Regions from separate parts of the Homo sapiens genome. Here region 1 is linked to region 2. Evidence: chromatin contacts called from ENCODE Hi-C or POLR2A ChIA-PET data. All regions are on one chromosome and are shown on one strand. The core of a region is the stretch at or near the end of the contact, and the rest is flanking DNA. Distances in the headings are between cores, read along the strand shown.

What was found. Hi-C counts contacts between places; a loop is a spot of excess contacts on that map. ChIA-PET counts read pairs that join two places held with the same protein, here RNA polymerase II (POLR2A). Pooled maps may share reads with other maps.
Region 1: a pooled map shows a loop between it and region 2 (10-fold over the local background). The contact joins the promoter of DAG1 here to the promoter of PTPN23 in region 2. A Hi-C loop is called at or near these places in 6 of 50 pooled maps. POLR2A ChIA-PET finds 5 or more read pairs at or near these places in 2 of 52 experiments (BJ and activated CD4-positive, alpha-beta T cell).

Annotation. Positions count from the first base shown.
Region 1 is chr3:49,469,017-49,471,716 of GRCh38, reverse strand. It overlaps DAG1 (dystroglycan 1), which reads right to left and starts at 1,450. Exons shown (of 3, transcript NM_004393.6): 1 at 1,284-1,450. RefSeq lists a silencer at 1,032-1,771.
Region 2 is chr3:47,379,756-47,382,658 of GRCh38, reverse strand. PTPN23 (protein tyrosine phosphatase non-receptor type 23) reads right to left here and starts at 1,638. Exons shown (of 25, transcript NM_015466.4): 1 at 1,479-1,638. The coding sequence starts at 1,562. PTPN23-DT (PTPN23 divergent transcript) reads left to right here and starts at 1,167. Exons shown (of 1, transcript NR_185912.1): 1 at 1,167-2,903. RefSeq lists enhancers at 899-1,574, 1,616-1,835, 2,006-2,065, 1,575-2,252.

The DNA of each region.
Region 1 (2,700 bases), core at 201-2,700, 2.1 Mb before region 2:
TTTTAAGAACAGTGAGGATTTGCACTGTGCCTCTTTTAACAAAAGCACATGTCAGCACAAGCTTTTATATCCCATAGGGTCTTCACATGATGGATCCAACTCCCTACTGAAATCTGATTTCTCCAAAATACAGGACACAGGCCATGAGCTCTTCTTCCTTAGTTCACAGCAAAAAAAACCCACAAAAGTTCAACTAAACTTCTCCATACTCAAACTATGGATTTTTATGCCTCCAAAATGTAGTACGGTTGAATTCTTTTTTAGAACAGGAACATTCCAAAATAATGTCTCTGAACTTAACTAAGCATAGAACCTGATAAAACTGCAATACCCCATCTACACCAGACTTTGCAAAACACCTGAAAGCACATCCAGCTCTTTATCTGGAATTATGTCCTATAAACACCACCTTCCCTTCACGGAGTCTGGCTTCTATGCCAGGAGTCACTTCTACTCGCTTATTTAGGGAAGCAGCAGGCTAGAATCTTAAGTTAGACTCTGCGCTATGAAGGTGCTGTCCCAGGCTCTTGCCTCAACCAGTCAAAACTTCATCGTCACCATTAAAACTAATTCTGAAGCAACTCGATTTACAAAAATAAGAACTTTTCAAGTTATAGAGATTAAAGGATGCATTTTAAGTTACCAGTTGAGTTTGTAGGAAACTAACTTAGAATTTATGGCAAAAAGATTCCAAGCCGAGACGACATTTTCTGTGGAGACACTATCCAAATACACTCGCAGGTGAACCAGGTCTGCCAAATACAAAGTGAAAAGGTAGTAAGTAAACAAGCTTCCAAAGGAGCTCAAGTAAGGATGACGGAACCCACCAAGGCTCTGAGCAGCTCTGACAGAGCAGTGGCGGCAGCGGTGCCCTTCCCTGCCTCTAGCGGGGCTCGACTCCCCACAGTCGGAATCCGGCCCAACTGGGCCACAACCCCTATTGGAAGCCAGGGAGGCGGCCCGCAGGCGGCTCACGACCGCGGCCAAGGCGCAGGCTCCACGTTCCCGGGAGCGCGGGCCGAGCTAAGGCCTGGCCCATCGCCGCGGCGCGCGGCCCGGGCCTTGCAGCCGAACGCTCCGAGCCTTTGCCTGCGGGACCCAGAGCAAAGGGGCGGCTCCGCCCGGGCGGCACCGCCTCCTCACCCACAAGGACGTCCGCGGCCGTGTCCCCGCCCCGGGCCGAACAGCGAGCAGCAGCAGGTGTTCCGCGGAAGGCTCAGCCGGCAGCAGGGATGGGGGCCCAAGCAGCCAGGCACAGCGGATAGGGCGGGCGGTGCACTCACCCAGCGCCGGCGGGAGGACCGCGGCAGGTGTTCGCTCCTCCTGGCCCCAGGACGCCGCCACCGCCGCTCCCCGGGGATTCGGCGCGAAGCTGCCGCCGCCGCCACCGCCAAGCCTAAGAGGCGCGAGCGCCGCGCCGCAGCCTTCGCGCGAGCACGTACCGGGCGGTGAGAGGGCGCTGAGCGCAAGGGCGGGGCGCGCGGCCGGAGCCTAGCAACCGCCTGACACGCGAGTGTTGCAGCCAATCCAGCGGCCAGCTCCGCGCGGCGCCGACTGGCTGTCCGCGCGCCGCCGGCTTCTGCCTGCGTCGGCCGCTCCGCAGCGCGCCGCACCCGCGCGCAAGCCCCGCCCCGGCCAGCACCTCTCTGCTCATTGGCTAGCCACTCCCCCGCCCTAAAAGTCACGCCCCATTATGGAAGCCTCGCCCCCACGGCCAGGGAAGTCCGTCCCGGGACACACCCCGGCGGTCGGTCCCGGTCACTCGGAGCCTTCAGAACCAGTAGTGTGGGGGAGGGGCTCCCCGCCCAACTTCAGGCCTTTGGGCCTCTAAGACTAATCAAGGGACAGTCAGGACTGCGAACTGGCCCAGCAACTGGCCACCCGTCGACTGCGTTCAGCCCTCCTTATTTCCTTCGAATGCAAATCAAGGGGTATTTCTAAGCCATGAGAACAATCAGGAAGCGTTCTCTCAATTGCAAAGGATGAAAGCCTTGCTGCCCGGCCCTTACACGGATGGGAGACTGAGGCCAGGGACAGGAGGAGCGGGAAGCTAGCTCATCTCCTAGAGCCTCGCCCACAGCAGGCTGGGGAGTCGGAAAGCGCCTCAGGCCTAACCCTCGTCCCCTCCCCCTGCCTGGAACACTGGAATCCGACGCCTGCTCTCCTGCCCAAAATAGCTCTAACTCGCAGGCGCTGGTCACTCACTCCTAGTGGCCTGCATTCTTTTGGTGGGGGAAGAAATAAGAGAGGGGGGTTGCTGCCTGGAACATTCAAGGGGAGGGTCCTAAGGTAGCTCTAGCTCTCCCCAGGACTTAACCTGCAGCCCCCCACCCCAAAAGCCCCAGACTTCACAGTTACTGAAACTGACAGTTACCGGATGGGTCTGGGAATGAGACCCGTGGTGGGCTCTGCTTCTCATCCCCACACCATGCGCAGGATGGGTCCATTCCCTCCTTGGCCTGTGGCCAGGCTGGAATTCCAGGCCTGCACTCTTGACAGCAAGCACATTCTGAACACAGAACTGGCTGCCACCAGCCATGGTTTCCTCCCTGGATCCCGGAGAGCTCTGGGGCTCCCTGGCTTTCCCTCCCTCCTCAGGAGCGTCTGGGAGATGCAAGTTGCAGAGATAAGAAAGGAATGCCCCATCTCCCAAAAACATACCTTTTTGCAATTATCTATACTTCAGTGTCTCGGCTCCAA
Region 2 (2,903 bases), core at 389-2,888:
TTCTGTTGTGTCTTAGAAAAATTCATCCAATTGTATTTGTATGAAACAGCAGATGAAGGCCTGTAATCCCAGCACTTTGGGAGGCCGAGGCAAGCGGATCACCTGATGTCAGGAGTTCGAGACCAGTCTGACCAACATGGCAAAACCCCATCTCTAATAAAAATACAAAATTAGCCGGGCATGGTGGCGCATGCCTGTAATTCCAGCTACTTGGAAGGCTGAGGCAGGAGAATCGCTTAAACCCGGGAGGCTGACGTTGCGGTGAGCCGAGATCGTGCCATTGCACTCCAGCCTGGGCAACAAGAGCGAAACTCCGTCTCAAAAAAAAAAAAAAAGGTAGGAAAAAGAAACAGCAGATGAAGAAGAGAGCAACGTCTGGATAACCGTTAACAAAATTCTAGAATTTTGGATCAATTACCCTCATTTCCTGGCCCCAAGAGGCTAGATGATGGACTCAAACACTGTCTGAACTAAGGCAATGGTGTATGGCGATTAGAGGGGAGACAGCTTCTTGGGAAACTACTTCCAAACCCATTTTCTTTTTCCTATTTGTCTTCCCAAGCGTCTCGCTAAGTGGTGCACCATCTAGATTGGGGCTTACTCTGGCATCTGCTGTGCTAAGCCCACAAGGCCCCCCACCTGCGACGGCCTCCTGGTTGTTCCTTTTCATTTCTGCTCTAGCCCTCAGTGCTACCAATACAGCGGATGTCTCGGAGGGCACCTGTGTTCAATCACCACACCTGAACCTCTCCACAGAAGTTCCTTGCCTTAGTCAACGCCAAACCTGCCCGTCTGTTCTTCCAACACAGTAAGATTTCTCTGAGCTCTACAACACTGTTTATGCCCTCCAGTCGGTTACGAAAAGCAGTAACCCTCCTAAAAATGTCGTGGGATTGTATTGTTTGGTCCAAAGAGACTCCCGAATGGGAGACCATACAGAATCGCAGCAATTGTAAAACAAACCCTCACCGCAGGGGTCGGGCATCTCCCTGGGCCACCGGGGCTCACGTCTTAAACACACGCCCCTGAGCCATCCCCAGTGTCTGTCCCAGGCGGGCGTGGACTTGACAGCGCACCGAGGGCCGGGCGCAGCAAAAGAATCCGCACGGTCAGGGCCGCCCACCGCTCCCGCGCGGGGCGGTCCTGGCATGGAGGAGGGGCGGGGCAGAACTGGGTCCGAGCGTCAGAAGGAGGAAGTGTGCTGCCTCAGTGGGAACAGCGGATGACTCGGGGCAGAAGTCGGGAACCGGGTTCAGATGAAGATGCAGGTGCTAGCACGGGGCTATCGGGGAGGAGAAGAATGGCCTGCGGGCGCCGGGGTGTGGGACAGGCTGAGGAAAACCGGCGAAGGCCCCTCCTGGCCTCACCGGACCCTGCGACCGGGCCTGAGGAGGTGATGGGCGCGCAGGGGGGCGTCACGCGCTTGCAGACGACGGAGATACGCGGCGGATAGGGGGGAAGATGGAAGGCAAGCTCACCTTCTTCACAGCTGGCTGGAAGTGAAAGTCACCGGCCTCCTTCAGGTCCAGCCAGATCATGGGCATGCGGGGCACGGCCTCCATGGCGGCTGGCACCCGCCGGCCACCCGGCCACTCCCGTAGCTGCTGCAGCTGCTGGCTCAGCCACGAGCCCAGCCCCGCCCCTTCGTGCCGGAAGTCACTGGTCACGGGAGGGAATGAAAAATGCCAGCGGCCTGCCGGGAGTTGCAGTGAACCCAGCCACCCGCTCGCGTAGTCTTTTGCGCAGGCGCTGTCCCTGTTGCGCATGCTCAGTCTTCTTCGCGCGGAGGGAGTAGGGCGGGGAGGAGCTCGCCAGCCCGAGGCGAAACGGCTTCTGGGATAGTAGTCTTCATCCACTAAACTGAGAGGCGCGGAGCGAGCTTATTCCCCGCTCCCGGGCCAAGCCCAGCTGCGGGTCCCGCCCGCCGCGCTCCTCCCTCCTAGGAAGAGCATGAGACCTCACCTATGAACTTGCCCTCCCACGTATTGTCAAGAGCCGTGGAGGACTGGTGCTGTGGTAGAGATGACGTGGCGGGCGGGCCGCTGGAAAGAGATGACGCGAAAACGGGCCTTAGAGAGGGTGCGGAGGGAGCACCTGGCCTGAAGGAGTCGGGGCTGAGAGCTGGGGGTTTCAGTCCCAGTGCTGCGAAGGCTTTCGAGCTTTGGAACAGAATCACTGACCGGAGACTGGCCTACTCAGCCCAGCCTGGGAGGCCGGGCAGTGCCCAAGGGAGACGGACGATAGGGAGGGAGCGCCTGGATGGAGGGTCTCAAGCGGAGTGAGGAGGCCCCGGGCCCTGTGGGGAAGTGGGTGGGGGAAGGTATACGGCCAGGTGAGCACCCAGGGACGCCCACAGTATCTGGAAGGAGACCACGGAATGGAGAGCACCTGTTGCCTCTGGAGAGGGGACCTATAGAGCAGGAATTGTTAAATCATATGGCTGTATCACCTACTTTTAGAAATAAATAATAGGCTACTCGGGAGGCTGAGGCTGGAGGTTCAATCGCTTGACCTGGGAGGCGGAGATTGCGGTGAGCCTAGATCTTGCCACTGCTCTCCAGCCTGAGCGACAGAGCGAGACTCCGTCTCAAAATAATAATAGTAACAATAGAAATAACAGAGAATGGCCTGGAGATAGTGAGTGCAAAAGTGCGAGCTGGGAGATCAGTGAGCCTTTTGTAGTCTTCCAGGAGACAGGTGATTGTGGCTTGGAGCAGAGGGAAGTAAAAAGTGAGCAAAGAAATATTTTGCCCACTTTGAGAAATATTTGAGGAATATTTTGGAGACAAAAGTATCAGAACTTGGAATGGATGGATGTAAGGGCATGAGGACGTCGAATATGATTTCCAAGCTTCTGGCTTGTGCAGGTGGGTGGCTGTGGGGCTGTTTACTGATAAGGGAAA